Linked DNA regions of Homo sapiens: all the other regions are linked to region 1. Evidence: read pairs that join two places in POLR2A ChIA-PET (ENCODE). Cell type or tissue: CD4-positive, alpha-beta T cell. All regions are shown on one strand. Each heading gives the region's core, and the rest is flanking DNA. Links, peaks and the distances in the headings are about the cores only. Region 1 has its middle 5.7 kb from the start of LINC01511. Region 2 holds the start of TERT (telomerase reverse transcriptase). Region 3 holds the start of TERLR1 (TERT regulating lncRNA 1).

Region 1 (10,625 bases), core at 1,698-9,697:
ACCCACCCGGAACCCGCGCCGCCCGCGAGCGCTGCGCTCAGCCCCCGCTCCCGCCCGCGCCTCTCCGCCAGCAGAGGGAGCTGGCTCCAGCCTCGGCCAGCCCCAGAGAGGGGCCCCACAGCGCAGCGGCAGGCCGAAGGGCTCCTCAAGCACGGCCAGAGCCGACACGGAGGCCCAGGAAGCGCCGAGAGCCAGCGAGGGCTGCTGGCACGTTGTCACCTTTCAGTTTCACAATATCCCAAGATGCATTAGTAGTTTCTGTAGCCTGAGTGTTAGTGGCCCCCAAAATTGATAGGTTGGAACCTAATACCCAATGTGATGGTGTTAACAGGTGGGACCTTTGGGAGGTGAGTAGATCACGAGGGCTGTGCTCTCACGAATGGCATGAGTGGCCCGGGTAGAAGAGGCTCCAGGGAGCTCCCTCGCTCTGTCCACCCTGAGCCTTGTCAAGAGGCGCCGTCTTGGAAGCAGAGGGCTGCCTCATGGGACGCCACATCCGCCAGCACCCTGGTCTTGGACTTGCAGCCTCCAGGACTGTGAGCAATAAATGTCTGTTGTTGACAAGTGGCTCAGGCTTAGGCGTGTTGTCACAGCAGCCCGAATGGACTCCAGCAGCAGAGCAGCCAGGGCTGCACGTGGTGCGTGAACACACCCGCCGCCCTCCTCCTCCTGGGGCATATGACGGCTGCGCAGCTCTGTGTATCCAGTTTCTGGGCTGTTCCATGCCCCTATTCCCCTGATTGCTATGTTCTCCAGCTGAAAGAGCACACTGATTTTGCCTTCAGCCCACTCTCATTTTCCCCCAGATTTCACTAAGTGATTTTGCTAAGTGATGGCTGTGCTTCCCCTGTGCGCTTCTCTCTGGCTGGTTTCTACTCCGGATCCACTAGTGGGGCCAGAAAGAGCAGTAGGAAGGAACCTGAGGTTCCTGTCCACCATCAGGCATGTGCACACCTACACCCACACACCCCTGCACTGTGCACACCCACACACACTTGCACACCCACCTGTGCACACGTACATCCATACACACATGCTCACCCCTACATGGACACCCACACACGTGCACGTGCCCATACACATGCACACCCATGCACACACCTGTCTGTGCACACCCCACACCCATGCATGCCGGCACACACCCATGCACATCCACACACAGGCACATACCCACACACACGTGCACACCTCACACCCATGCATACCTGCACACGCTTGCACACTCACCTGTGCACACACATCATACCTGCATGCACACCCCCACACGCACACCCACACACCTGTGCACACACCCATACACATGCATGCCCACACCCACATGTGCACACACCGTACATACCTGCACACACCCACGTATGCACATGGTCAACACTCACCCACTCAGGCACTCTTACATGCACACACGCACACAGACATGGCCACTTTCATGGACACACACCCACACACGCCCACATATACACGCATGCCCACCTAAACCACTCACTTGACCAAATAGCTTTTCAGGAGAGCGCCTGGTCCTGAAGCTTTCTAGGCATTTCGGTAGCCAAACCCTCTTGATCGTGTGGTTCCAGAAAAAGCCAGTGCGGCACCCACTTACCCGTACTGCAGCCACCGTGGTCCCGGGAAGAGGGCTTGCTTCCGCAGAGCTAATGAGGGAAGCGGTCTCTGAGAGTAGAAGGGAGGCCTCGGAGGGAGGTGGTCTCCAAGAGTAGCCGGGAGGCCTGGGAGGATGGTGGTCTCCGAGAGTAGCAGGGAGGCCTGGGAGGGTGGTGGTCTCCGACAGTAGCAGGGAGGCCTGGGAGGGTGGTGGTCTCCGACAGTAGCAGGGAGGCCTGGGAGGGTGGTGGTCTCCGACAGTAGCAGGGAGGCCTCAGAGGGAGGTGGCAGAGCAGGCTCTGCTCTCAGGAAGTGCCCCGTGGGTGGCGACGGGCCGAGAGGTGCTCTGGGGGACGAGTTATGGCTCTGAGCTGCCCGTGCAAGGCAGGGAGGCTGCGTTTTCATGCGTTCACACCTCAGTCCCTGGGTAAGGACCTCCCAGGATGTACCTCCAGCACCCCGGTCATGCAGAGGCCTGGGAAAGCCTGTTGAGGCTGGAGGGGTGGGGGCACATTGGTGTGTTGGGGGACCTGTGTCGTGGGCACGGCTCCCCGTTTAGGGAAGGCACTGCGGTGATCACGCACTACCAGTAAGTATTTCAGAGCCCAAAACGCGAAAACAAATGGAAGAAGTTCCATGTCATAGTGAGTCTTGGCTGGGCGCAGTGGCTCACCTGTAATCCCAGCACTTTGGGAGGCTGAGGCGGGCAGATCACTTGAGGTCAGGAGTTTGAGACCAGCCGGGCCAACATGGTGAAACCCTCTCTCTATTAAAAATACAAAGCTACTCGGGAGGCTGAGGCAGAAGAATTGCTTGAACCTGGGAGGTGGAGGTTGCGGTGAGCCAAGATGGCGCCACTGCACTCCAGCTTGGGCAACAGAGTGAGACTCCATCTCAAAAACAAAAAAGAAAAACAAATAAAAATACAAAAATTAGCTGGGTGTGGTGGCGGGCGCCTGTAATCCCAGCTACTCGGGAGGCTGAGGCAGGAGAATCGCTTGATCCCAGGAGGTTGTAGTGAGCCAAGATGGCGACATTGCACTGTAGCCTGGGCGATGGGGTGAGACTCTGTCTCAAAACAAACAAATAAACACACACAGAAAACAGTGAATGTTTTTATTACAAATAATAAATGTTTGCTTTTACATACCACACCTCATTTCCCCAGGGGTTCCTGAGCACCCCCCCCCAACCCCCTGCTCACCCTCCTTCATTCTCTCCACAGTGTTTGAGGCATATTTTGTGCCAGGCCCCTCCCAGGGCTGCTAACAAGAAAATACAAAATAAAAATGGCAGAGAAGCGAGTGCCTCCCGCGTATGGCAATGCCAGCCATGAGCCAAACGGCTGAACAGAGTCCACATCTCCCTCCGGGTTTCCGGGGTCCCCTGCTCAGGCCTCACCAGTGCAGCGCGGACGTCAGACCGCTACCGTCTCACTCAAGGCTCCCGTGGGCCAGGGTCCACCTGGGTTCTGCTCCTTGGGATATTGGCAGGATCCCGGGCCCTGCTGCTGTGGACTCGGGACTTCACTTCCTTGCTGGTCAGAGGCTGCGTGAGCTTCCAGAGGCCACCTGCTGTTCGTGTCACCTGGGGCTCCCCGGCCCAGCCATGTGCTTCCTCAAAGCCACAGGGGAGGGCCAGGTTCCAAAGAAATGGGCATTGCAATCCTGTGTAACACAATCACATTCCTCCACTCCACTTTGCTGTGTTCTGTGGGTTAGAATATGGTTATCGCCGGGACACCAAACAAGGGTGTCACCAACAGGAGGTGGGGGGCCTTGGGAGTATGGCTACCACACAGGAGGAAACGACAGCTCCACTCCATCACTGAACCTGAGCTCAGCAGTGGCTTTGAGTGTCCTGGCAGCCACGCAGGAAAGGGACTCTGCTCAGAACACACATGCAGAAGCAGGACACACTCCTGCTCTCAAGCCCAGCGCTGAGCCCATCAGCGCTGAGCCCATCAGCGCTGAGCCCATCAGGGGCAGGTGTCCTGGGCCTCCGGTCTCAAGGGCATCATTTCTGTGCAGGCAACAGTCACTGGGCTGTCCTTTCACGCCCTTTGGACACACAGACAACACAAGTGGTTCCCAGAAGCCCTCTGTGTCCTGTCAGGTGGTGACAGGTGGGGGTGGCTGTCCTGTGTCCTCTCAAGTGGTGACAGGTGGGGGTGGCTGTCCCCTCTGTCCTCCGTGGTGGTGACAGGTGGGGGTGACTGTCCTGTATCCTGTCAGGTGGTGGCAGCTGCAGGTGGCTGTCCTCTGCATCATGACCCCACCTGTGTCATGGCAGGGCCAGGCTCATCTCCAGAAACCTCAGGTCAGTGATCCCTACGGATGCCTTTTTACATCATGTCAGAATCTGGAAAGTCTGTTTTATTTCATTATCTGAAATACTTTTAAGAGTGGTAACGGTAGCATTAGACTGATAGTTACATGGATCTGGGACATCTGTGGCACTGGTGCATAAACATCTGAGCCATTTCCATCATTTAACTTGTCCAATCCTTTCAACAGCCTTCTGTGCTGGGCGCGATGACTGCTCTCTGCACAGATGAGTAAACTGAGGCACAGGTGCCTGGACCCTTGCCAAAAAGTGAGGGAGCCAGAGATTCTAACCCAGGGCCCAGCCCTGAGTCTCACCCCTGCCCTCTCCCATCTGCCTGTCCCTCCACAACCCCGATGCCCGACCCTGGGTGGAGAAAGTACAGGGAGGGTCTGCAGCTGCCCAGCTGCAGTGTCCAGTGTCCTGGCGACAGGACCCGGAGCAAACCAGGCCTCGGCATGGGCACGGGATGAACTCAGGGCACCGGTGGGGTGTTGGCCGTTTCTGGGTAACAGACCTACAGGTGATGTCTTTTCCTCTTCTTTCTAAGCTTTAAAAATTACCATTGTGATTAATAGAACTTTTTAGAATTTTAGATACAGTTTCTCTGTGTGAACAAGGCTTAAAGGATATGAGAATGTTTCTGTAGCTTACAGGTCATAATACTATCTTTGAATACACAAATTGAAAAGCCACTTAAATATTAACCTTTGATTCTGAACCAGGATGAGCTTAACGATGGGGACCTGCAGGGCGTGGCCGGCTGGAGCCCATGGCCAGCAGCCATGGCTGAGGGCATACTTCAAAACGGTCATTTCTGTCCCACTAATACTGTGTAAATATGTATGCCATCCAATTTTTAACCAAATAAAATGTTCTGTCTGACGGGTCCCTTCATCTATATGACAAACAGTTTTAAGTAAAGAGGATCTCAGCTTGCAGAATAAGTAAAATTGTTTAAATTCTAGATAAATGTGTTCAGTGCTTGATGGGCTAATGCTGGCTGGATTTGTGAAGGTCAGTCATATACATGAAAATTCTTCTGCATTCACCTTAGAAGAGCGATATTTTTAGGCGAACAGAGCTTGCGATATTTTCTTTCCGTGCCACCTGCCCGCTTGGTGTCTGGCCCTGCGTCCTCAGAGGACCATGGTGGGCTGGTGTTCTTGGAGAGGAGGCCTCTCCAGGGCCACCAAGAGGGGGCTGTGGCCCAGGCTGAGCTCTTCTAGTGGCATGAGGGACACGCTTTATTCATGTGAGCGTTGTGAGGTGGGAAGGGAGGCCAGCCAGGGGAAGGGTAGAAGAATGCCTGTTGCTTGGGTCGGAGGCTCGATGGACTTTCACTGCTGGACATAGTGTGAACATGGGAGACGCAGGTTCAGCGATCACGTTTCACTTTCCCATTCCCCGGACCTCAAACTCAGGCCTGTGTAACTAAAGGTTCTGTGCTGCCAGGCTGGGCGTTTCCCCCAGGGAAGGCACGAGAGAGCGAATGCAGGGCCGGCCGCGGGGCCTGGGGACTGTGCCGCTCAGCACCACCCACAGGGCGTTCCTTGGGGCGTGGCCTGGGCCGGGGCGGTAGGATCCCTTGGACAGGGCCGTGTCTGGCTCACAGGAAGCTGCCCTCATGGAACGGGGTGCAGTGGGGTGTTCGTGGTCCTGCTGCCGTTGGCTGGGCGCAGCCATCCCTGCCGGCTCCCCCGCGCCTGTGCCCCGGGCCCTACTGCACCTGCACGGGCGGGGCTCTGGGGCCGGCGCGGGGAGTGAGGCCGCCGGTCTCCTCTGCTGTGGTCGGTGTGGGGGCCGGCGGGGCGCAGAGCTGCTCACCCGGCTGACTCCCCCTTCTGCCCTGCTGGCCTCTGAGCCGGTTCTCTGGGGCCTCTGTGAGCGCCTTGTGCCCCCCACACCCGCCGTGAGTACCGTGTCTCTCTGCTCAGCCAGGTGGGCGCCTCTGCTGCTGCTGTTGCCACCGAGTGACTGACTGACGCAGCGACGCAGCCACCGACACCCAAACACTGGAGCGTTTTACCCAAATGTAAAAGTCTAAACTTCCGGCTTCTCGAACAAAAGAAAACAAAGGAAAACGTCAGACGCCCCGTTGACGCCGGGCGCGCGTGGCCGCGGCCGAGCCGCTCTTCAAAGCCGGCAGCGTCTGGTCTGGCCTGGCTCCGCCAGCTGCCCGCAGGTCCTGTCCTCGTGGCTTTCTGCCCTGTCCTCCCTGGCCGGCTGCACTGGCTTCTGTGACGCTCGCTCCTTGCTGCGCAAGTGCAGGTGCAGCACCTTAAAGGCTGAGTGCGTCCCACACAGCGGGGCTGGAGCTCGGCACCTTCAGTCCACCCCAAACACCGCCCTCCCGCTGTGCACGGCCACTGCTGCCCCTCCTGCACCCCGACACATGGGGAGCTGGTCTGAGCCTGCCCCACCTGCTCTCCTGTGATCTCCCCTCTGCCACCCCCATCTCGCGCTCCATACCCCTTCCTCAGACCTCCTTGCCTGGGGCTGCTCTCCCCAACTCAGCAGAGCAGGGCTGGCCAGTACTAAGGACAGGGGCGACCACTGGTCCCCAGAAATCCTGAATCCAGGAAACCCCTCAGTCCGGGGCAGACCGGGATGGCCGACCACCCTGACTAGGGGAGGGCCGTCAGAAGTCTTTGACCCTGATCTAAGTTCTCTCTGCTTTGCTGAGTCTCTTTCTGTCTCTCTCCTCCTCTCCCTGTCTGAATGTCTGCCTGCCTCTCTCCCACACACATCTGAGACACAGGTCTCACAGAACCGCCCTTGCCCTTCTGTCTGTCTGTCTGCCTGCCTCTCTCTCACACACACACCTGAGACACAGGTCTCACAGAACCGCCCTTGGCCCTCTCTGCCAGGAGGGTGGTTCTCGGAGGTTCCCATCCTCTGTGGGGATGCTGACAGCTGTGGGTCATGGCTGGTGCCGCGGTTCTCACTCTTGGCTGCAGAGAGCAGCTGGGGGCTGCAGGTCAGGCCACACCTAGCTCCCCATGGCCCTGGTTCACTTAAGTGACAGGCTGGGGTGAGGGGAGGAGGAGGCCAGGGTGTGACCGTCGGTTCCATTTCTGCTTTCCCCCAGCTCCCCAAGTCAGGCACCGGCACAGTGGCAGTTGGTTTGTGGGACACCCATCTGTCAGTAGGGCATGAGTATCCTTGGCTCTGTCCTGCTGAATCATGGGTCCTGGCTGTGGCGCCAGGGCCAGCTGTGTTTGTGATCTGGTGCATCCTCAGGAGAAGGAGAGCAGGCGAGGCGCCAGGGAATGTAGGATTTGCTGATGAATTGTGTTTCAAAAAAGGTGGCTTTTTTTCTGTTGTCAGACTTCAGGAAACAGGTAGAGGCTGTGACCTTTGGGCCAGTCAAATGAATCTACAGAGATTAAAGGAGGATTGTGGAGTGAAAACCAAAAAAAGCCAAACATAGAGGAATCCGTTTACCCTTTCAGCCACGTATTTCGCTGTTGCCGAACCTTTATTAAAATGCTTCTCTCAAAGGAAAAATTGTATAGTTTTTTCAGGCTTCAAAAACCCAGGCCATGTGTCTAAAGGTCACTTGACGAACAGCACAAATCCCATGGTAAAGGGCAGGGTGCGGAGGGGTGAGCCTCCCATCCAGCACCAAAGCGGGCTCTGAGGGCTTATCCCTCCCAGGGAGTCCAGCACCAAAGCGGGCTCTGCGGGCTCATCCCTCCCAGGGAGCTTGGGTTCTGCACAAACAGTGTCAGAAGAAAAGACTTCTTCAGACATTTTGAAATTAACATTTCATTTGTATTAAACAGCCCAACCCTCCTTGGAGAGCAAGTACTAAATACAGCATCCACACAGTCAGCCCTGTAGGGGAATTTGAGATTGGACCAGAATGGCAGACTTGTACATGTCATCCAGGACCTTCCACCCATCCATCTGCACATCTATCTATCCCTCCACCTACCCATCCACTCATCCATTCCTCCATCCATCTATCCATCCACCCATGCTTCCATGCATCCATCCATCCACACATCCATCTGTCCATCCACCCAAGCATCCATCCATCCATGCATCCATCTATCCATCCATTCATCCGTTCATCCATCTATCTATCCATCCCTCCAACCGTCCATAACCTACCCACACATCCATTCACCCATCTACCCATCCATCCATCCATCCATTCATCCATCCACAAATCCACTTGTCCATCCATCCATCCATCCATAACCTACTCACTCCCCACATCAACCCATCCACCCACACACCACCTATTCATTCATCCATCCATCACATACCCACCCACCCGTCTATCCATCCATCCATCATCAACCCATCCACTCACCTACCCATTCATCTATCCACCCATCCATGCATCTATTCATCCAGCCATCATCTGCCTGCCCATCCATCTAACTATCCATATATCCATCCACCCAACCGTAATCAACCATCCATCCACCCAGCCATCTACACACCCCCTTTCCCTCTCACCCTCCCTCCCTATCTCCCTTTCTTCTTTCTTTTGTCCATCAATACATCCATTCATTTACTCATCCATCTATCCAACTATCCACTCATCCATTTATTCATCCAACCATCCACCACTCATCCATTAACCCACCTGTGCATTCATCAATCTATTTATCCCTTTCTCTCTCTCTCACCCTTTTCTCTCTCTCCTTTCATCCATCCCTCCCTTCTTCTGTCCATCCATCCAGCCTTCCATCTATCCATTCATCCCTTATCTATCCACCCATTTATCCATCCACCCGCCCCTTCACCCACCCATTCATTCATCCATCTGTAAACATATTAAATGCCACTGCCTTCCATGTACCAGGCCTGTTCAAAACACTGGCAGAAGCGAGTGAGACTAACTCAGTTCCTGCTGGGACAAGAGACAATGGGCCATCTGCCTTCAACAGAACACCTGCTAGGGAAGACCTGGGGAGAATGGGGGTTTCAAGGAACACTGGCCAAGGGCCAGAACCCAGAAGCTGGAGTGGGAACAGACTTTCAGTGGTGATGTCTATGGGAAGCTGACATGGCATAGGAGCTAGTGGGTTAAGGTTGGAAAGTTCATGGTGAGAACAGAAAGAAGGTAGTTCCAGATGAGGGAACAAGAGGAAGTACAGGATGGGAAGGAGAGTGAAGCCTGGGAAGGCATCCCAAGGGCCGGGAATGTCTCAGGTACCCAAAGGCCCAGGCAGGATGGACCTGCTTTCTCTAATGCCCTGGGGACGCCCACCACAAACGGGGCACTTGAAACAACAGAAGTTTATGGTCTCACCGCTCTGGAGGCCAGAAGTTTGAAGTCACAGTGTTGCCAGGGTTGGTTCCTGCTGGAGGCTCTGGGGCAGCATCTGTTCCATGTGTGTGTCTCCAGCCCCTGGTGATGGCTGGCAGCCCTCTGTGAGTCTTGGTTTGCAGGTGCATCTCTTGATGTCTGCCTCCGTAGTCACACAGAGGTCCTGTCCTGGTCTCTGTTTCACTGTGTCTCTTTTCCCCTTCCCAGGACACCAGTGGTGTTGGATTCAGGGTCTCAGTGTCTCTCCTCTCCTCTTATAGAGTCCCTGTCATATTGGATTTAGGGCCCACCCTACTCAGGTATGACCTCGTCTTATCTAATCGCATCTGCAACAACCTTATTTTCACATAAGGAGTCAGGACTTCAGCCTTCTCAGGGGATACAGTTCGACCTTTCCCACCGCCCCACCAGCCAGTGCCGCAGCTCACGGGCCCTTCCTGCCGTGAGCGTCCACTCAGTGCTGGCCTTTCTGCTGCTCCCAGTCTCGGCTTTTATGGCCACTGCACACGCCTCTCCATGTGTCTCTGTCAGGCACACAGAGAGAACTGTGGGGCTTGTGATTGTCTCCCTTAGGCTGGAATCCTGCAGACTCTTGAGTGGAGATTGTTGTGCTCCTGAATCACTGGGACTCACAGGAGAAAACCAGGAGAGAGCGGGAAACAGGCCAAGGGAAGGGAGAGGCCGGAGCAGACATGGTTTCAGGTGGGGTCCAGTGGTCCTAACGGGGACTCTGGACATATATCAGACTGCAGGTCAGGATGGGGGCTTTGACCTCAAGGTGGTCAGGGTCTGGCCCTGGGCCACCCTGGCACAGGCTTCAATCCCAGGGGCCCCTGGACGAGGGCCCAGCTGCCCAAGGCAGGCCCTGGGGGCTCCAGGTGTGAGCTGTTAGGGCGGCAACTGCAGCGGGGGTGGTGGCCACCCCCAAGGGTAAGGGGCATCCTATGTGACAATGGGGAGGGTAGGAGCAGCAGTAAGGCTGCAGGCAGGTTCAGCCCTTGTCGTTTTCCTGCCATGGAGTTCACTCACCCACCTGAAAGCTGCGAGTGTCCTTCCTGTCCACACGCAGCCACACAGGGGCTCAGACTTTCCAAAGCCCAGCTGCTGTGATGGGTGTGCTGCCACATTACGTGGTGGCTGACTGCATTTCCATGACAACTGGTGAGGTTGGGCCTCTTTTCATAGGTTTGTTGGCCACTTGGGCACTTTCCCTTGCTGGCAGTCATTCAAGGTCTCTGTCCACTTTTCTGATGGGGTGTCTGCCTCTTCCCTATGGACTTGTGGAGTTCCTTCTACATTCAGGGTGTAAGTGCCCCTCCCTCACCTGCTCCCTCAGGCACTCCCTGAGTAAATCACTCGGCACGAGGACCCCGTGTGCACCTGCAGTATGCTGTTCCGGTTGCCTGCAGAGCCT
Region 2 (10,625 bases), core at 1,027-9,026, 90 kb before region 1:
TGACAGGGACACCCGGGGACCGCGCCTCACTCACCCTGCACGTGACAGGGACACCCGGGGGCCGCGCCTCACTCACCCTGCACGTGACAGGGACACCCGGGGGCCGCGCCTCACTCACCCTGCACGTGACAGGGACACCCGGGGGCCGTGCCTCACTCACCCTGCACGTGACAGGGACACCCGGGGACGGCGCCTCACTCACCCTGCACGGGACAGGGACACCTGGGGACCGCGCCTCACTCACCCTGCACGGGACAGGGACACCCGGGGACAGTGCCTCACTCACCCTACACGTGACAGGGACACCTGGGGACCGCGCCTCACTCACCCTGCACGTGACAGGGACACCCGGGGACAGTGCCTCACTCACCCTATACCTGGGAGGGACACCCAGGGACGGTGCCTCACTCACCCTACACGTGACAGGGACACCTGGGGCCGCGCCTCACTCACCCTACACCTGAGAGGGACACCCGGGGACAGCGCCTCACTCACCCTACACCTGGGAGGGACACCCAGGGACGGTGCCTCACTCACCCTACACGTGACAGGGACACCCGGGGACCGCGCCTCACTCACCCTGCACGTGACAGGGACACCCGGGGACAGCGCCTCACTCACCCTGCACGGGACAGGGACACCCGGGGACCACGCCTCACTCACCCTACACGTGACAGGGACACCCGGGGACGGCGCCTCACTCACCCTACACCTGAGAGGGACACCCGGGGACAGTGCCTCACTCACCCTACACGTGACAGGGACACCCGGGGACCGCGCCTCACTCACCCTGCACGTGACAGGGACACCCGGGGACAGTGCCTCACTCACCCTGCACGGGACAGGGACACCCGGGGGCCACACCTCAATCACGCTGCACGGGACAGGGACACCCGGGGGCCGCGCCTCACTCACCCTACACGTGACAGGGACACCTGGGGGCAACGCCTCACTCACCCTGCACGTGACAGGGACACCCGGGGACCACGCCTCACTCCCTGCATAAGCCAGGGGCAGATTGTGACCTCATCTGAAGTCAGAGAACAGCAATGACAGGCAGAGTCCTGATCAGAGAACTCAAACTCTCCTCAACGAAGGAAGCTGGAGCACAAAAAGCAAAACTGGGTTGCATGACGCTTATCTGACTCGGCGTGGTCCACCTGAGCCGCAGCAGGTGTGAGGCAGCTGCCGTTCGATGGGTAGGGACTTCCAGTCACGCAAGACGCAGCATTTCAAGCAACCTGCTGTAAACACCGCCGAGTTAGCAATTCTGCACTGTACACAGAAAACGGTGTTAGGAGTGCCAATCTCATGTTATATGACTTTTGCCACCATAAAAAGAAAAAAAGAAAAAAAAGAGCCCCAAGAAGGTCACCCTCCTTGTCTGCATGGCCGGAAGTCTTACATGTCTTGGGAGTTTGTGGGGAGGGGGTGAAATCGGGACTTCTTCTAGCTGCCACGGTAGGGCCTGGGAGCACTGGGAGCCAAAAGGGGGCTGGAGCGGAGGTTCCTCAACATCAAATCCAGAAAAACAGGGTGGGGACACGGCAGGGCCCAGCAGCACCATCCCCTGAACACCCACAAACACTGTCCCTTCCTCAGCAGGTGGAGCCATCTGCTGTCCTCTGCTCCCATGTGGCCCTCTTCATACCTAAAGATGGGACCAGGATCTGTGCTGGAGAACAGTCTTATCTCCCTCCCTCTACCCTGTCCTGGCACAATCAACGAACACTTTTTTTTTTTAAAGACAGAGTTTCACTCTTGTCGCCCAGGCTGGAGTACAATGGCACAATCTCAGCTCACTGCAGCCTCCGCCTCCTGGGTTCAAGTGATTCTCCTGCCTCAGCCTCCCAAGTAGCTGGGATTACAGGCACACACCACCATGCCCAGCTAATTTTTGTATTTTTAGTACAGATAGGGTTTCACCATGTTGGTCAGGCTGGTCTCAAACTCCTGACCTCAGGTGATCCACCTGCCTCAGCTTCCCAAAGTGCTGGGATTACCGGCGTGAGCCACCGCACCTGGCCGTCAACACACAATTAAATCTTAAACACAAACCTGCATATTGGCTGACCACGTGCACCTGCAAAACCCTTACCTCCCACCCCCAGGAAGAGGGGGTTCTCGTCCCCACCTCTCATTCCCACCCTTGAAATTGCGAAGAGGATTATAGGTAACCTGCAGGCACCCTCGCCAGAGCGTCTGTGCTTCCAGACACTTCTCCCCATTGCCGGCAACCCGGCTCCACTGCCGCGCCCAGCCTCCTCTGTTCACTGCTCTGGCCTCGGCGCCTGGAAACCGCGTGTCCATCAAAACGTGAAGGTGAACCTCGTAAGTTTATGCAAACTGGACAGGAGGGAGAGCAGAGGCAGAGATCACCGTGTCCACTCGACGTCCTGAGCGAAAAGCCACGTGTGCCCACGTGACGATGGAGACAGGAGGACCAGGGCTCTGCCTGCCCCCTTTTCTGAGCCCCTACTGCATTCAGCTCTGGGGCCTGGGCCCTCGACGGCCACCACCTCCTCACCTGGGCTCCTGCGCAGCCAAGCGCAGTCCCGCACGCTCATCTTCCACGTCAGCTCCTGCAGCGAGAGCTTGGCATGCTTCCCCAGGGAGATGAACTTCTTGGTGTTCCTGAGGAAGCGGCGTTCGTTGTGCCTGGAGCCCCAGAGGCCTGGGGGCACCAGCCGGCGCAGGCAGGCCCGCACGAAGCCGTACACCTGCCAGGGGCTGCTGTGCTGGCGGAGCAGCTGCACCAGGCGACGGGGGTCTGTGTCCTCCTCCTCGGGGGCCGCCACAGAGCCCTGGGGCTTCTCCCGGGCACAGACACCGGCTGCTGGGGTGACCGCAGCTCGCAGCGGGCAGTGCGTCTTGAGGAGCACCCCGTAGGGGCACTGCGCGTGGTTCCCAAGCAGCTCCAGAAACAGGGGCCGCATTTGCCAGTAGCGCTGGGGCAGGCGGGGCAACCTGCGGGGAGTCCCTGGCATCCAGGGCCTGGAACCCAGAAAGATGGTCTCCACGAGCCTCCGAGCGCCAGTCAGGCTGGGCCTCAGAGAGCTGAGTAGGAAGGAGGGCCGCAGCTGCTCCTTGTCGCCTGAGGAGTAGAGGAAGTGCTTGGTCTCGGCGTACACCGGGGGACAAGGCGTGTCCCAGGGACGTGGTGGCCGCGATGTGGATGGGGGGCCCGCGTGGTGCTGGCGGCCCACGGATGGGTGGGAGTGGCGCGTGCCAGAGAGCGCACCCTCCAAAGAGGTGGCTTCTTCGGCGGGTCTGGCAGGTGACACCACACAGAAACCACGGTCACTCGGTCCACGCGTCCTGCCCGGGTGGGCCCAGGACCCCTGCCCAACGGGCGTCCGCTCCGGCTCAGGGGCAGCGCCACGCCTGGGCCTCTTGGGCAACGGCAGACTTCGGCTGGCACTGCCCCCGCGCCTCCTCGCACCCGGGGCTGGCAGGCCCAGGGGGACCCCGGCCTCCCTGACGCTATGGTTCCAGGCCCGTTCGCATCCCAGACGCCTTCGGGGTCCACTAGCGTGTGGCGGGGGCCGGGCCTGAGTGGCAGCGCCGAGCTGGTACAGCGGCGGCCCGCACACCTGGTAGGCGCAGCTGGGAGCCACCAGCACAAAGAGCGCGCAGCGTGCCAGCAGGTGAACCAGCACGTCGTCGCCCACGCGGCGCAGCAGCAGCCCCCACGCCCCGCTCCCCCGCAGTGCGTCGGTCACCGTGTTGGGCAGGTAGCTGCGCACGCTGGTGGTGAAGGCCTCGGGGGGGCCCCCGCGGGCCCCGTCCAGCAGCGCGAAGCCGAAGGCCAGCACGTTCTTCGCGCCGCGCTCGCACAGCCTCTGCAGCACTCGGGCCACCAGCTCCTTCAGGCAGGACACCTGCGGGGGAAGCGCCCTGAGTCGCCTGCGCTGCTCTCCGCATGTCGCTGGTTCCCCCCGGCCGCCCTCAACCCCAGCCGGACGCCGACCCCGGGGAGGCCCACCTGGCGGAAGGAGGGGGCGGCGGGGGGCGGCCGTGCGTCCCAGGGCACGCACACCAGGCACTGGGCCACCAGCGCGCGGAAAGCCGCCGGGTCCCCGCGCTGCACCAGCCGCCAGCCCTGGGGCCCCAGGCGCCGCACGAACGTGGCCAGCGGCAGCACCTCGCGGTAGTGGCTGCGCAGCAGGGAGCGCACGGCTCGGCAGCGGGGAGCGCGCGGCATCGCGGGGGTGGCCGGGGCCAGGGCTTCCCACGTGCGCAGCAGGACGCAGCGCTGCCTGAAACTCGCGCCGCGAGGAGAGGGCGGGGCCGCGGAAAGGAAGGGGAGGGGCTGGGAGGGCCCGGAGGGGGCTGGGCCGGGGACCCGGGAGGGGTCGGGACGGGGCGGGGTCCGCGCGGAGGAGGCGGAGCTGGAAGGTGAAGGGGCAGGACGGGTGCCCGGGTCCCCAGTCCCTCCGCCACGTGGGAAGCGCGGTCCTGGGCGTCTGTGCCCGCGAATCCACTGGGAGCCCGGCCTGGCCCCGACAGCGCAGCTGCTCCGGGCGGACCCGGGGGTCTGGGCCGCGCTTCCCCGCCCGCGCGCCGCTCGCGCTCCCAGGGTGCAGGGACGCCAGCGAGGGCCCCAGCGGAGAGAGGTCGAATCGGCCTAGGCTGTGGGGTAACCCGAGGGAGGGGCCATGATGTGGAGGCCCTGGGAACAGGTGCGTGCGGCGACCCTTTGGCCGCTGGCCTGATCCGGAGACCCAGGGCTGCCTCCAGGTCCGGACGCGGGGCGTCGGGCTCCGGGCACCACGAATGCCGGACGTGAAGGGGAGGACGGAGGCGCGTAGACGCGGCTGGGGACGAACCCGAGGACGCATTGCTCCCTGGACGGGCACGCGGGACCTCCCGGAGTGCCTCCCTGCAACACTTCCCCGCGACTTGGGCTCCTTGACACAGGCCCGTCATTTCTCTTTGCAGGTTCTCAGGCGGCGAGGGGTCCCCACCATGAGCAAACCACCCCAAATCTGTTAATCACCCACCGGGGCGGTCCCGTCGAGAAAGGGTGGGAAATGGAGCCAGGCGCTCCTGCTGGCCGCGCACCGGGCGCCTCACACCAGCCACAACGGCCTTGACCCTGGGCCCCGGCACTCTGTCTGGCAGATGAGGCCAACATCTGGTCACATCCCGCCCGCACAGGGTGGAGGGCAACCTCGGGGTCCAGGCACCTGGCTCCAAGCCTCGGACTGCAGAGCTAGGAGGCCCGACTTCCAGCCCAGCAGTAGAAGCCACACGGCCACTGGTCCCCTCCAGACCTGGGGCCCCGGCACAACCGCAGGACAGCTGAGGACTTCCCAGGAATCCAGACTCCGGGTTGCTCAAGTTTGGATCTAAGGGGCGAGAAACTTCTGGGTCTCCCGAGGCCTTGCAGGGATGCTGTAGCTGAGGTCGGCAAACACTGAAATGCTAACAAACGCAACCTTAAATGTAACCTTTCCTACTTTCAGAAACTGCCGGAGGAAATTGCTTTATTTATGGAGCTAGCATTTGAACAGGCCTCGCACCCTCCCTGGGCTGTCACGCTCGCTGGAGGTTAGCCTCGTCTTGTAAATACTTAGGATTACAGGTCGCTCTTCTAGAAATCCCCTTAGTGATCCCTAAGCCTTTTTAAAGGGCTGTGTTTGTGAATTGTCTCTGCCACTAGGGCAAAGGGGCGGTTTGGAAAATTTGTTCCAACAAAAGTTAAGTTGTAGCTTACACTGGTTCTCTGCAGAGAAGCCAACATAGAAAACACAATTTTAAAAGAGGGAAGAGAAGAAATGGAAGCAGAAGATTATGCTGGAGTAATTAACACCATGTGCATGGCGAGGAAACGCCTCCCGGCATTCAATGAAGATCGCTGATACCCAGAAGACACCCCAGTATTATGGGTGCAGTTAGTGTGTCTTTGAAAAGCTGATGATGTCTTAGTCATCACAGTGTAAAACATCAAGAGTGTTCTAACAACAATAAAAAAATTCTATCATTGGCTTAAAACACCACAACACTTGAGTGGGGTGAGCTTCCTACCTCAGACCCAGATGTTTCTAAACAGAGTAAATTCTGAGCTGGGCATGGTGGCTCACACCTGTAATCCCAGCACTTTAGGAGGCAGAGGCAGGTGGATCATCTGAGGTCAGAAGTTCGAGACCAGCCTGGCCAACATGGTGAACCCCACCCCCACCCCCGTCTCTACTAAAAATACAAAAAATTAGCTGGGCATGGTGGCGGGTGCCTGTAATCCCAGCCAAATGGGAGGCGGAAGCAGGAGAATCACTTGAACCTGGGAGGCAGAGGCTGCAGTAAGCCAAGATCGCGCCATTGCACTCCCTCCAGCCTGAGCAACAAGAGTGAAACTGCCTCTCAAAACAAAACAAACAAACCAACAAATGAAACAGTGGATTCAGTACCAGCAGTGAAAAATAACAAAGTATCATTCCTTCCTCCACAGGAGTGAGAGGAACTCCTCTGCCCCTGGGGGGGGATAGGGAAGGGGCTCAATCCCAGTAGAGTAGGAGGGATGGACTTTAATTTCTACATGTTTCAGCACACACTGAGACATTGAGATTCAGGACAGTGTCCACACTCGCGCCCTGATTCTACATCAGGTTTCTACTGGCAGATGGCAACCCCACTGGGACCTGAAGCCTGCAGCCTCCCAGCTGCCCCTGCAGTGGGTCCCATGGGATAACAGGTGGTCACAGAAACTGTGAATATGTCAAGAGACGGTGTATCCCCAGTCTACGAAGAATTACAGAAAATATCAAAGGAGGGTAACTCCTGAGTAAAGGGGAAATTGAACTCCATGAACTCCTTACCAGTGGGTGTGACTTGAGCCCAGGGAAGTTTTAAAATGGTTAAATAGGCCAGGTGCAGTGGCTCATGCCTGTAATCCCAGCACTTTGGGAGGCTGAGGTGGGCGGATCACCTGAGGTCAGGATTTTGAGATCAGCCTGACCAACATGGTGAAAGCCCATCTCTACTAAAAATACAAAATTAGCCGGGTGTGGTGGTGCATGCCTGAAATCCCAGCTACTTGGGAGGCTGAGGCACGAGAATTGCTTGAACCCAGGAGACGGAGGTTGCAGTGAGCCAAGATCATGCCGCTGCACTCCAGCCTGGGCAACAAGAGCATAACTCTGTCTCAGAAAGTAAGTAAATAAAATAAAATAGCTAAATAAAATCACTCGTGCCTGCCCTGCCCTTGCCCGGAGGCACTTCAGCCCTGTCCTTGGATGTTTCTGTAAACCTTTGTTTTGAAATAATCCTAGATTCACAGTGCATGGGTTTCCTGTTGCTTCTGCAAATCCCCACACACTTCATGCTAGAAGGGCAGCGCGAGTGCCCTCCTATGGCACGGAGGCCGGAGGTCCACGATGGGCCCTGGTGGGCTAAGGGCCAGCCGTGCCTTCCTGCTGCAGGCTCCGTGGAGGGTCCCTTCCCCGCTTTTTCCAGCTTCTGGAGGCGCTTGCAGGCCTGGGCTCGAGGCCCTCCCTCCCTTTTCAGCCTCAGACTGACTGCCTCCATCGTCCTGAGGCTGCCCCCCTCTGACCCTCCTGCCCGCCTCTTCCCAGAACCCCTGGATTACTTTTCGGGCCTGCAGGTAGTCCCGAAGGATCCCAGACCTCAGGGTCCTCACGGAGATCACACCTGCAAAGGCCCTGGGGCCGGGCGGGTTCTGTCCACAGGTTTGGGGGAATCAGGACGTGGGCATCTCTAGAGCATTATCCTGCCCAGGACACTCGGGCATGGCAAAGATGGCACAGCCTCCGGGTTCCCCCATCCCCACTCCCCTATGGTTAGTCTCCCATAACTGAGCCAATACCATCAGAACCAGGAAACTGGCTTTAGTAAAAGGTGCGTGCAGTAGCCCCCAGCTGCCGCCCCCACCGTCCTTAACCCCCCTAACCACTCCCCTGCCATGGGGTGAAATTCTTTCTTTTTGAGCATGTTGCGTACGTATCCCATGGAGGTGGCAGTTTTGACTCAGCGTAATTCCCTTGAGATGCCTGCAGGCTTTATAAACGGCATGTTCCTCTTCACTGTGAGGAACTGTCCACCGTGCGGATGGACCCGTTTGTTTAACCAGTTTGTTAAAGGACATTTTAGCAGGGATTTCCCTGCTTTGTAGCTATTAAAATAAAACAGCGGGGGTCGGTCGTGGACGGGAGTGTGTACATGATGTGCGTAGTCACGTGAATTCCCAGGGCTGTGGGGCAAATGTCCAGGGGTGCCAATGCTGGGTCTTTTGGGAAGAGGATGCTTAGTGCTTGTGGAAACTGCCACTCTGTGTTCCAGAGGGAGGGGGGCAGAAAAGTGCTGGGCAGAGAAGGGCGGGTCCCTGGCGGGGGCTCCATCCCCAGGCCTGTGCCCGTGGACCTAGGTGAGGACAGGCACTCCTACTTTCACACCCAAATGTTGCATTTCCCAAGAGCGCCCTGGCCCACCACGCCCCCGTCCTATGCCTATAAAAACCCCCAGACCCTAGCGGGCAGAGACACACGCAGCTGGACGTGGAAAGGAGCACAGAAACAGAAGAACACACCGGCAGGCCCCGGCAGATGACAGGAGACGGGGAGCGCCTGGAAATGGAGGTCAGCGTGCAGCCGGACGCCAGGAACCTGCATCGGGGGCCACGAGCCAGGTTCAGGCTCAGAGGAGCCAGTCTGGGAGGCGCAGAATCTCCTCCCTTCAACGCATGTGAGTGTTGGGGAAGGAGACAGACACCCCATGTGAGGAGGAACCGTGCGAGCTACGTCGCTGAGACAAGACACAGTGGGACAGGTGAGACAGTAGCGCTGGAACACGGCCCACCCAGGGTTTAGGAAGCTGCTGGAGAAGCTGAGGCCTGGAGGTGGAGGGTGTGGAGACAGGGCTGGCCTCAGTGTGGCACCCCAGGCTGAGTCTCCAGGGCAGATGGCGCCCTCGGGAAGCAGCAACCAGGCCCTAGAATCTGGGGGAGTGCCTGCCAGGGTCTACTAGTCTAGAGGAACAGACTGTTCAGCCGCTGTTGTCACCCCAGCCTGGTGGCTGAAAGCAGCCTCATCTCTCCTGGACTCTTAATATATCAGGGGTGTGGGCCGTGCTCTGTGGGCCTAGTAAAAGAGTGGTGTTTGTACTGAGTGTTGTCATGGCTTGTCACACCCGAAGAAGTTGCTGGAATCATTCAATCCTTGGGGGTGAAGATGAATAATGATGGAAGGAACGGTCCCCATCAGCAGAGTCGTGTAATTTACATGGCCATTTCCTGCACACCACTTCATTACCCTTGACCCACCCAGGGAAGCAGGCAGGCAAGGGTCATGTTCGTTTCCACGGGTTCAGAGCTCCGTGACTTCCTGGGTTAGTGTGGGTGGGCCCAGGAAGCCGGTATGGGGTCCTGAGTCACACGCAGCGTGGCCGCCTTCGCGTTGCCCAATGTGGCAGCTCCCAGGGAGGACGGTCAGTGGTCCTGCTGTCAGCCTCAGCCTCCCAGGCCGGGGACTCTCTCCCCGGTGGCCTTGCCGTGCTCATAGCCCTGCCGCCCAGTCCTCTCCTCGTGTACTTTCCCTTGCACCCTAAGCCACCTTATGAAAACCAATAAAAAGTACTTAGGGCGAAAAATCCCTCTGAACATGGTTATTAAGTCCTTGGACCTTGGCAAACATAGCTCAGTTCCTGTTTTACGCCTTTGGATTTCTGCACTCCTGAATGTTATTTGATGAAATTTAAGAAAATATTAAGATAAAATCCAAATCCATTCGGATGTGGAAAGGTTGAATTTACTCATGGAATTAAGTCTTTGAATCCCGCCGTCGCTGTCCGCCCCCAGCCACATCCCAGTTTGTTATTAAGCCAGGCTCAGACTCCTCTCTCCAGGGCGGGGGTCTGTGGAGCCCTTTGCAAGAGGGTCCTCAGCACGGGCTCGGAGAAGCTCCACGGGGGTCACTCTGTCCCGATCAGAAACCGCGAGGGCAAGAGAGGGAGAGAGGAAAGAGGTAAATGACCGCAGAGCGGGCGTCTGGTTTTCCCTTGAGAAGGGTGCTTCCATGACTTTCTGTTTTAAAGAAGGCACCTAACTCAAGCTTCCCTCAGAATACACCTTGGTCACTGCTTCAGGTGAAAAAAAGATTTAAGCCATACTTCGAGGTGCCTTGACTCCTCTCCCTCTGGCACACGCCCGGGTGGGCGCCATAGCTGCTGGCCTGGGTTTGAGCAGGAGGCTTCTGACTCCTTGCATTCCCGCTGGCCGCCTTTTCCAGATGGTATCCAGAGCAATCTTTGCAAAGCGTAAATAAGGGCACTTCATGCGCTGCTCACCAACGAGGCAGGCTTCTCATCGCCCCTTCCCATCCGAGCTTTCCTGTCCTCGGGTCATCAGGCCTCTGCCTTGCACCTGGGTCTTGGCCAGAGACCCTTGAAGATTGAAGTGGCTCAGGTCCACAGAGCCACCTGCTTCCTGCCAGGTACTCTAATTCTTCTGGAGGAAATCACCACCATTTTTCGTTTCAGGATTCATACAGATTAAGTTTAACCAAACACGAACACACAATCGAAAATCTCCAAGCACACAAGAAAAAAAGCACCGTGAATGAGAGGACGGTGTGATCAGACGTGCCAATTCTGCAGCTCGATTTTAGAGATAT
Region 3 (10,625 bases), core at 1,330-9,329, 210 kb before region 1:
AAAGTGCGATCGTCCGTAACGATAGCACCAGGGTGGTAGCTGTGAGGTTTGAGAGTCCCAGCACCTACTGGGACTAGAGAGCCCCAAACACCCAACGATGACTAAGACTCCTGAAGTCTGCGGGTGCCTGGAAACGGCGTGAGGGACGCCTGGGCCCTGGACAGAGCTGCCTCCTCCTGCCCGTCTTGCCTTGCCGCCTCCCCGCACACTACCAACATCCCCAGCTCCAGGGCCCAGGTGGATCCACGGGTTCCCCACACGGCCAGCTCTCCGGTGTCCTGGGGTTGGTTCAGTGATGCAAGCATCACCCCGTTGGGATCTGTCATGTCTGGGATTTCCAGGAGGGATCACGAGATTAGAAACGTGGCCGAGGCCTGGTGCTTCGTGGACGAGAGCTGTGGGAATCGCATTAGGGTCTGGGGAGGTCAGGGCGGCCCCTTGTGCCCCAACCCCCAGAGGACCCTCTGGTTCCTGGAGGCAAGCCCGCCATGCTCATGTATGACTCTGGAGACCAACCACGCTGGCGCAGGGGTGGTGCAACTCAGGAGGCGAGAGCCTCACTGATGAGGAAAATGTCACCCTAATGAGGAAAGTGCCATGTACCTGGGTAAGGTGGTGTCTGCTGGAGACTGGAGACTGCGCCTCCCAGCCCAAGCCTGCCGAGCACGGGGGCTCCTGGGGGGCATGGCAGGGCATCAGCCCCAATGAGGACAGGACAGCCAGGGTCTGAACCCTAAAGGCTACAGCAGGGAAGGAGGGGAGGAGGGAAGGAGGGCCGGGGGCTGGCCATGACCGGTGTGAGACATGGCCTTGGTGTCTGTCCCCCGCCAACAGACCAAGTCGGGTCACAAAAGGGCCTCCGTTTCAGGACAGCTGGCTCAGAAGGAGAACAGAGCACAGAGCCTTTGGTGAGGGAGCAGGGCCTGAGACAAGGCCGGCCCTCCTGTCCTGGACGTCTCGTGTCCCTCAGCTCATAGCCCTGTCCACTAAAAAAGGAGTCAAGCTTTTAAATAAGGGAAGTTCATCTTATTTGGAAGTTTTTCTGAGCACTGCAGCCCGGGAGGGGTCTTTCAGAGGCACATGGTCAGGCTGCTGCGGAACAGTCCCAGCTCCTGGCACAGCTCTGGTGATGCAGCTCGAAATGTGCACAGAAGTCACGGAAGAGCAGAGTCACACGGAGCTGCAGTGGGTTACAGAGAACGTCTGGATTATAGACGCAGAAGTCACGGAAGAGCAGAGTCACACGGAGCTGCAGTGGGTTACAGAGAACGTCTGGATTATAGACGCAGAAGTCACGGAAGAGCAGAGTCACACGGAGCTGCAGTGGGTTACAGAGAACGTCTGGATTATAGACGCAGAAGTCACGGAAGAGCAGAGTCACACGGAGCTGCAGTGGGTTACAGAGAACGTCTGGATTATAGATGCAGAAGTCACGGAAGAGCAGAGTCACACGGAGCTGCAGTGGGTTACAGAGAACGTCTGGATTATAGACGCAGAAGTCACGGAAGAGCAGAGTCACACGGAGCTGCAGTGGGTTACAGAGAACGTCTGGATTATAGACGCAGAAGTCACGGAAGAGCAGGGTCACACGGAGCTGCACGTGGGTTACAGAGAACGTCTGGATTATAGACGCAGAAGTCACGGAAGAGCAGAGTCACACGGAGCTGCGTGTGGGTTACAGAGAACGTCTGGATTATAGAGAACGTCTGGTTACGGAGAAAGCCTGGATTGTACTGAATGTCCGATTACAGAGAATGTCTGGTTGTAGAGAACGTCTGGATTACAGAGAATATCTGGATTAAAAAGAACATCCAGGGCCGGGTGCGGTGGCTCACGTCTGTCATCCCAGCACTTTGGGAGGCCGAGGTGGGCGGATCACCTGAGGTCAGGAGTTTGAGAGCAGTCTGACCAACATGAAGAAACCCCGTCTCTACTAAAAATACAAAATTAGCTAAGCATGGTGGTGCATGCCTGTAATCTCAGCTACTAGGGAGGTTGAAGCAGGAGAATCGCTTGAACCTGGGAGGTGGAGGTTGCAGGGAGCCAAGATCTCACCATTGCACTCCAGCCTGGGCAAAAAGAGTGCAACTGTCTCAAAAAAAAAAAAAAATCTGGATTATAGAAAACATCTGGTTACAGAGAATGTCTGGATTATACAGAATGTCTGGTTAGAGAGAATATCTGGTTGCAAAGAACATCTGGATTATAGAGAAGGTTACAGAGGACAACTGGTTATAGAGAAAGTCCAATTACAGAGAACTTCAGTTTACACAGAACATCTGGATTACAGAGAACGTCCAGATTATACAGAATGGTTACAGAGAATGTCTGGTTACAGATCCCAGAGGCATAATTACCAACCCTGCCAGACCTTATCTCGTGCAGGACACAGCAAGGACGTGAGTCACGTACCGTCTTTAAGGAATGGAGTGGCTCAGGCAGGAGTCGGGGTGACGCATTGTCAGTTCATTGTGTCTTCAGAGCATCTTTCCAGCAAGCGGCAGTCATCACAGTCGGGTTGAGAAATGAGGCTGCAAGTGGCAGTGGGCACACACGGCTCCTCGTGCTGCTCCTTTGCCTCACAGCCCCCTTGTTCTTGGTCCTACAGCATCTTCCTGCATCGTCCACCCTCCACCCTGCTGCCTGTCCCCATCCTTGGTTGAAGTGGATGCCCAGATCCCACGAGTCTAAATATTCAGTTTTAAATCTCAGGACAAACTGTCACATAAAGTCAGCTCTGGGCCGTCACAGTGACCCACAAGGCCAGGATCCAGGTAGAATCTTGGCTCTCCGCATTCAGAATGGGATCTCTGGCCCAGGCCTCAGGGGGACAAGCTGCCCCCTCCACCCAAGCCCTGAAGGCTCCAGGACGCGCACCCTCAGTCCTCACACTGTCATGGGTGTGTAACCTGCCCCAGCACTGTCCAGCAAAGAGGGAGACCCAGCAAAGTGGGAAATGGGAAGGTGGCCTCCTCTGCCCCACCCCATCCCCCAGCAGCCTGGGGAGATCAGGAACACGGCGCTGCCCACAGAGGACCCTCCTGGCCCACCGTCCCCTCGTGGCGGGTATCTGCCCTGTGGGCTCGTGAGCTCTGACTTGACTATGGGCGGTGTGGGGGTGTCCACAAGGCTGTGCGTGGAGGCATGAGCCACCTGGGTGACCCCACCACAGGGACGGAAGCCAGCAGCATGGCTGGGGTGGGAACACTGCCTGGCTGGTACCCTGATTCCCCACCTGGATCTGGGGAGTTGGGCCTCTCTGGGGAGGCTTCCCTGACCAAGTGCCATGGGATCCCGGGATGCAAGGAACTTCCCGTCACCCTATAATGGCCAGTAGGTCCGGGGCTCCTCGCAAGCCCTCCCCTGGCCGAGGCCCCCTTCCGGTCCAGGATTCTGCAGAGTGACCAAGACCCGGGAGAGTCAGTCCGGAGTAGAAACCACCATACGGGCCCGGCCTGGTGGCTCACGCCTGTAATCCTAGCACTTTGGGAGGCCGAGGTGAGTGGGTTGCCCAAGCTCAGGAATTCGAGACCAGCCTGGGCAACGCGGTGAAACCTCGACTCTACTAAAATACAAATTAGCTGGGCATGGCAGCGTGCACCTGTAATCCCAGTTACTCCGGAGACTGAGGCAGGACAATTGCTTGAACTCGGCACGTCCGGAACTGGTTCCTTCCGGTGGGTTCTTAATCTCACTGACTTCAAGAATGAAGCCACAGACCCTCGGGTGAGTGTTGCAGTTCTTTGTGTCCGGAGTTCCTTCCGGTGGGTTCCTGGTCTCGCTGACTTCAGGAGTGAAGCCACAGACCTTCACAGGGAGTGTTACAGCTCTTACAGGTGGCGCGTTTGGAGTTGTTGGTTCCTCCCAGTGGGTTCGTGGTCTCGCTGGCTTCAAGAATGAAGCTGCAGACCTCTGCGGGGAGTGTTATAGCTCATAAAGGCAGTGAGGCCCCAAAGAGCAAGCGGCAACAAGATCTATTGCAAAGAGCAAAACAACAAAGCCACCAGGGTACCGAGAAGGACCCAAACGGTTTGCCACTGCCGGCTCGGCTACCAGCTTTTTATTCCTTTATTTGACCCCGCCCACATCCTGCTGACTGGTCCATTTTACAGAGTGCTGATTGGTCCATTTTACAGAGTGCTGATTGGCCCATTTTTACAGAGTGCTGATTGGTACGTTTACAAACTTTAGCTAGACACAGCACTGATTGGTGCATTTACAAATCTTTAGCTAGACAGAAAAGTTCTCCAAGTCCCCACTAGACCCAGGAAGTCCAGCTGGCTTCACCTCTCACCGGGAGGCAGAGATTGCAGTGAGCCGAGATCGCACCATTGCACTCCAGCCTGGTCGACAGAGCGAGACTCCATCTCAAAAAAATAAAAGAAAGAAAGAAACGGCCGTGTGGGGTGGATGGTCGTCAGGGTCCGCACTGCAGAGACCCTGGGAGCTCCTGTGCCTGGTGGGCAGAGAGTGCCCACCATGGTGAAGGGGCCTGCATCTGGCCTGACCAAGGACCAGGCCAGCTGATCGCTGCTCAGTGGACTTGGTGTGGACAGAGGGTAGGGAGGCTCCACAGGCCCTGGCCGCAGGCACCTCTGGGAAAGCATATCCACATCATCTTCCACCGTGAGGCGGGTGGCGACCAGAATGCAGTCAGTGTCTTGTATAAAACCCAGCGCGATGCCTGTGTTGCTGCCCCATGTCCCCAGCGGGGAGAAATCGCTGGGTCTGAGTACTTGAGGATGCAATTCAGACTGTCAGGAGGGGAGCGCCCCACCCAGCCCGAGGGGCCTCGTCCCACCCGTGCCCAGGGACACACGTGGACGCAGGTGGGGCTGAGCCGCCCCTGGGGTACCGTGGGCACTGGGGCACTGCTGGTGCCATCTCCCACCTCAGGCCCCTCCAAGGGGTGTCCCTGGGCTGCTTCCCCTCCCTCTGCTGGGGGGCTGCCCTCTCCCTGAAGCACCCCCAGTCCCTCCCCAGCAGACTGATGCCGAGACTGAGGCAGAGGCTGAAAGTCATTTCCAAAAGGTCCTCGGTGACACTGGAACTCGTTCTGCTTGTTAAAAATTTCAAACCGGAACGAGACTTTGGAGCTTATTTTGTCCAAGCCTTTTATTTTTCAAAGGAGGCAACTGCACTGAGAGCGTTAGACTCAAGGTGCCTGGCACTGACTCAGGCTCCAGGGCACCCCCTCCCCGGGATGCCCCACACGAAGCACCCGTCCCTAGAAGGTGGCCCCAGGTTCGTGGTCCCATCTTCAACCCCAGGGTTTACTGTCTCTATATTCTCTGCCGTGAAGTCTAAGGGCAGCTCAAATTTCATAAACGGAGAAACAGTCCTATTTGTCGATTCTCAACTGCCTTTATCTCCAGAGATCCCGTGAGAGCAGGGATTTGTGGAATGACTCACTGTGTAGCGGCGTCTTCTGGCGGTGGACGAGGCCGGGCGCACGATTTTCCCCGTGGGTGAGAGTGCCCTCTGCTGGTCCATCCAGACACCGCTGTCAACAAAGTTTCCTGAGGAATGGTCACCTGGCTCAGCTGGGGGAACCGGACTCCCCATTCTATCCCATTCCGTGCCCCACCCAGAGTCTTAAGCTAGACCAAAGCTGATTTTTCTCCCACACTAAGAATATGCCCGGGGCTGGTATAGGGCACCAGGTGTCGGGAATGCAGGCTCTGTGAGTCTCGCCAAGTCACTGAGTTACCATTGCAGCACAGGCTTCCTCCTGATGGCCCAAGGTGGCTGCTCAGGCTCCAGCCCTCACATGTGCCTTCCAGGCAGCCAGAAGGAGACATGAGGAGGGGAAGGGCCTGTCCCTTCCTTTAAGAAAACTCCTGGAGGTTGTATTCACACTTTTGCTCACCTGTCATTGACCTAAACATTTTCCTGTGGCCACGCCTGGCTCCAAGGAAGCTGGGGAGCCAGGGGGTCTAGGAACAGTGAGAGATGCTCATGTTGACAAAGAATGTGCCCGCCAGCCACAGAGCAGCTCCGCCCGGTCCTACACTCACCCTGCATGCAGCTCCATCGCTTCTCTCAGTGCTGGCGGCTCCAGAGCTTCTGGAGCTGCAGGATGCTTGGAAAGAACATAGACTCAAGGAAAGTGGCGCCTGGAGCCTGCAGCCACTGGTGAGATGGGTGGAAGCAGCCCTCAGAGGCCGATCCCTCCCTCACACCATCAGGATAGTCTGTTAGCCTCGCCAGGCCCCAGCTTTCTTGTCCATGGAGTGGGGTTACTAACAGTTCCCACCTCAGAGGCTGGGATTCATAGAGTCTGGGTTTTAGGGGAGGCTGGGATCAGAGAAGCTGGGATCGGGAGGCTGGGAGTGGGGGTCCTGGGATGGAGGAGGCTGGGATTAGGAGGCTGGGATTGGGGAGGCTGGGATTGGGAGGCTGGGATAGAGGAGGCTGGGATTGAGGGCACCTGGGTTCCCTCTGGTCTCTGCCTTCTCCCTGGCTGCCTGGTTGGTCCCAAGGCCACACTCAGATTTGGAAGGTGATCTGTGTCTCATCCAGGCGTCCACTGTGGCTTCACGTTTCTGTCAGTCATATGCACTAGGCTGCACCTCACCTTGTTAAGTAGAGATTTTAACATTCACCCCCTGAACATGAAATCAGCATGTGGACTAAACTCAGAAAGATTTCCCGAGGCAAAATCGTGTCTTTAGTGGGCCATTTAGTGTGGGATCTACTTAAACTATCACTGGAATACATGGTGGATGTCAAGGAAGGCCCTGGCCCAACCCTGCTGCTGCTGAGGGAGGGGGCGGGGGTAAGGCCTGGTAGGGGGGCGGGAAGCACCTCTGGGTTCTGTACCTGGAGTGCCCACCCTGAATCACCCACCTTCACGCACCGTCTCTGTGGCTGTGGAAACATCCGGCACAATGAGCACGGGGCGACTGTGAGACAGGGCCTTAGAAAGGGCGCGGTCTCTGGACTTGGAGTGAATGTCTGCACCCTTGGGTGTCAGACGCCCCAGTGGCTCTCAGTATCGACTGGAGGCTCTACAGAGAAGTGCAGTTGTGTCTGCTCTGTGGTACTCGCTGGTGACGATGAGTTACTGAGCTGTGACCATCGACACCGACTCCCACTCTCAACAGGGCTGAACACCTGCAGCGACTCCGTGGTCCTGCGAAGGTGCTTATGGCCACGCTGGGGCTTGGTCGACTCCTCCTGGGCTCTGGCATCACTGAAATAGTGTCAGGGACCTCGATCTCGGGCCTCCAGCCTCCAGAACGGTGGGGAAGCAATGTCAGTCACTCATCCAGGCTGTGGCATTTTGTTACAGCGGCCCAAGCAGACCAATGCACCCCCTCGCCCTGTGGGTGGTAGTGACGGGAATCCATCACTCCAGCGGGTCGCCTCATGGCCAGAGGCATGGCAGGCTGGAGAGGCCGACTGCGGTCGGAGGGACCTGCTGTGTTCTCCTGGAGGAAGAATGAAGCCTTGAAGTCAGCAGAGCCCAAAGCTGCGGGGTCGGGGGCGCAGGGAGCGCTTTGCACGTGGGTCGCTGAGAGCGAGAGCATTGCTCACCGCCACTCCCGGGACCTGTGCAGAACGAGCGGCCCCAGCCCCGGCTCTGGCCCCAGCGTTGACTGAGAACCATCGCCCTGCACCTGAGGCAGGAGAACAGGGAATGGGGTCACCGAGGGCTAAGGCAGAAGCCGGAGGGCAGCAGGTGCCACCGGTTCCTGGCTGGATTGGGCGGCACACAGGCCGCAGCCTCCTTCCTGGGAAAACAAGACAGGAGTCTCCACCTCAGCCTCTGATTGGCCGCAGGCCAGTCTTCATAGGATGCAGCCAATCAGAGACCTGGAAAGGGCACCTGGGGGTGTTACCAAATTCTTTTAGCCCAATACAAACCCTAATGGGGGCTCCGGAGCACTTGCTGGAGTCCCGTCCCCCCTTGTGGAGTGCATGTTCACTGCAAAGGATCTGCGCTTTCATTACTCTGTTATTTGTCGTTTTGTGAGTTTTGCTCAATTCTTTGTTCAACATGCCAGGAACATGGACTCACAGTCAGGACCTCCCTTCCGGTAGCACACCCAGTAGGGCCTCCAGCCCACCCACAGCGTGGCTCCCACCGCCCCCGGGGTTGCCCACGGCGGGGATCCCACCACCCCTCGGGCCGCCCATGGCAGGGCTCCCACTGCCCACCAGCGCCAAGCCCTTCTGCTCAGGTCGCCTGCTCCTGAGTGGCGGGGACACGGCTCTGGGATCCTATGGCCACAGATCCGTTCCTCACCCCTTTGCTGTAAAATGCGTTTCTTGGTCAGGAACATCGTGTGGGAAATTATAACATCTGAATAAGGCGTTCGGAAAGACTGTGGGCGACAGTGCTGAAGACAGCCCTGGAGTAAGGGATGGTGACAAGTCCCAGACAAGCACCCACCCCAGAGAGAATAGCTCTGCTCTCCCCACCGTAGAAAAGCCCAGTTTTGGCCGGGCGCGGTGGCTCATGTCTGTAATCCCAGCACTTTGAGAAGGCCAAGGCGGGCAGATCACGAGGTCAGGAGTTCGAGACAGCCTGACCAACATGGTGAAACCCTGTCTCTACTAAAAATACAAAAATTAGCCGGGCGTGGTGGCTGGCACCTGTAATCCCAGCTACTCAGGAGGCTGAGGCAGGAGAATCACTTGAACCCGGGAGGTGGATGTTGCAGTGAGCCGAGATCCTGCCATTGTACTCCAGCCTGGGTGACAGAGCGAGACTCTGTCTCAAAAAAAAAAAGAAAAAGAAGAGCCCAGTTTCCATTGGCCGCCACCGTGGCTGCGCCCTGCAGTGACGCTGTGACCAGAGCCACCTCCATGAGAGAAAACGCTTGCTGGGGAGCCCTCGTGTTCTCCCCAGTGCCACTGTGGCCACCCATCCCCAAGCTCTCGCAGGAAGGATGGGGCAGCTGGGAAGGCAGCATATTGTCCATTCTCACATGGAGAGCCCCAGTGCCCGGGATGGTCCTCAGTGAGCATTCACAGGGCGCGGCGTCCTCCAGCCGTGAGCATTGGATAGGCTGATGTACACCTCTGCCCCGACCACCCTGCCACGCCTTTCCACGGGTGCTCCTCCCTCCTTGATGGTCTCGTCAAACAGCGGCCGTCCACGAGTCAGCGTGCATCCATGCCTCTGGCCGTCTCTCCTCCAGTGGAGGCGAGCAACTCACTTAGTGTGGACATCCTGCCTCCCAGGGCATGTCCCTTCCCCAGCACCTTCAGGACCACCCGTGCCTGGGATGTGGGCCCACAAGCTGCCGCAGCCACACAAAAGCCACCCAGACACCGAGGGGCAAGTAGCACCAGTGCATTGGCAGCCTGCAGCTCACCTGCTGAGCGGGTCAGGATGTGACACGGGCGGTCACTGGAAGGCAGAGGGGCCCCCCAGCCTTGAGCCTCCTTCGCGGTAAGTGGTGCAGGGGCAGCCATTTCTCTTTCACTTCTCACTGTCTCCAGAACAGGAGAAATATCCGGAGCTCAGGCCTGTGTGTGTTTGTGAGGCCAGAGGTCAGTGAAGCCTCACAAACTCAGGATGTGCTCCTCCTAACCCTCATGTCTCCTCCTCTTCCTCCTCCTCACCCGTCCCCTCCTCGTTCCTCCCACTGGGATATCAGAGTCAGAGAGCTACAGGGGTAGAAGGGATGTGGGGGTCACACGGGCGTCCGCTCGAGCCCTGCCTGGGCGCTGGAGGAGGGCCTGGCCATGTTTTCTTTCCTAGAAACTCTCATTTGATCCTCCGAAGGGAGAGAAGGGACGGGAAGGAACAGAGGCCTTGGGTGTCGGCCTAATTCAGTCCCAAGGCCACCCCCACCTGCCATCCTTGGGGCCACTGGTGACTCCACATTGCAGAGCAGCTGCTGGCTGAGGCTGGGCTTGGCGGTGCTCACGTGCCTGGGGTGTGAAAGCTGCACGCAGCCCTCATCTGGCCAGGTCCCCGGCTCCGACTCACACCGTGCTTGGCCAGTGTTTAACTCACACAGCGTGATGCTCTCCACTTCATGCCTGGGGACGGACGTCACTCCTATTCCATGTCTTGTCTTTCCACAGGACTCACGTACGGACTCACATGGCTTTGTGTGCAAAAGACGACTACACGGTCGTAAACGAGGCGGCCCACCCCAGCTCTCCCTCAGGTGAGGCTCAGCTGGGGGCAGACCAGGCCAGCCACGTCCTGCAGGGCGAGAGGCACCCGGCCCGCTGGAGTCCCACGCAGCCCTGACATGCCCAGGACCCTGCTCACCCCACACCCTCGCTCGGGCACCCACCCCCTGCCTGCAGTGGGGGCTTTCCCTGGGGCCTCAAGACTGCAGGAGAGGCAGGCGGGGCCTGTGGGGTTGTGTTTCTTCTCTCCAGAGTTCCTGAGTCCGGAGCACATAGGCAGAAGGAGCTGCTCCCCATGTTCCCAGGGCTGCTCCTGCAGGGGCTCAGGAGTGGGGACCGGGGGGTTTTGTCAGAGCAAGTCCCCAGGGGCCAGGCCCAGTCATCTCGCTCCAGGCAGCCTGGGCCTGGGGCCCTGACCACTTGCCCCGCACGACTCAGGGCCCCCTCCGCACCTGGACACGGGCCCCACAGGCCACGCTCAGGCCACCCCAGGGTCAGGAACACAAGGCTACGCTGGGAAGTGCCAG

The links. ChIA-PET counts read pairs that join two places held together with the same protein. Peaks named below come from ENCODE experiments on the same cell type or tissue, not always from the same donor. Only the 100,000 strongest peaks of a DNase experiment are listed, where the experiment ranks them.
Region 2: POLR2A ChIA-PET joins it to region 1 with 5 read pairs; 5 of 35 experiments call an interaction of 5 or more read pairs at or near these places.
Region 3: POLR2A ChIA-PET joins it to region 1 with 5 read pairs; 3 of 35 experiments call an interaction of 5 or more read pairs at or near these places.

Annotation. Positions count from the first base shown.
Region 1 is chr5:1,380,462-1,391,086 of GRCh38, forward strand. No RefSeq gene overlaps it. Among named protein-coding and RNA genes, the nearest start is that of LINC01511, 5.7 kb to the left of the region's middle. RefSeq lists enhancers at 5,313-5,607, 5,664-6,232. In CD4-positive, alpha-beta T cell, for the core only: no CTCF peak of the experiment used is centred there; DNase peaks (open chromatin) are centred at 5,480, 5,950 and 6,720; H3K4me3 peaks cover 1,760 bases; H3K27ac peaks cover 2,061 bases.
Region 2 is chr5:1,290,786-1,301,410 of GRCh38, forward strand. It overlaps TERT (telomerase reverse transcriptase), which reads right to left and starts at 4,283. Exons shown (of 16, transcript NM_198253.3): 1 at 3,986-4,283; 2 at 2,528-3,881. The coding sequence starts at 4,204. RefSeq lists enhancers at 1-460, 461-1,211, 4,231-4,273, 4,244-4,960, 6,942-6,963, promoters at 3,843-8,203, 3,843-4,534, cis regulatory regions at 3,848-4,204, 4,207-4,239, 4,309-4,317, 4,329-4,337 and silencers at 4,370-4,439, 4,540-4,629. In CD4-positive, alpha-beta T cell, for the core only: no CTCF peak of the experiment used is centred there; a DNase peak (open chromatin) is centred at 4,296; H3K4me3 peaks cover 578 bases.
Region 3 is chr5:1,169,112-1,179,736 of GRCh38, forward strand. LOC124900189 reads right to left here. Exons shown (of 8, transcript XM_047417960.1): 2 at 10,263-10,625; 3 at 9,327-10,168; 4 at 8,937-9,143; 5 at 6,850-7,433; 6 at 6,018-6,577; 7 at 5,413-5,519; 8 at 3,985-4,367. The coding sequence ends at 9,648. TERLR1 (TERT regulating lncRNA 1) reads right to left here and starts at 9,494. Exons shown (of 5, transcript NR_109911.1): 1 at 9,327-9,494; 2 at 6,850-7,433; 3 at 6,018-6,577; 4 at 5,413-5,519; 5 at 3,985-4,367. RefSeq lists an enhancer at 723-892 and a cis regulatory region at 808. In CD4-positive, alpha-beta T cell, for the core only: CTCF peaks have their summits at 5,530 (motif pointing left) and 5,735; DNase peaks (open chromatin) are centred at 4,070 and 5,460.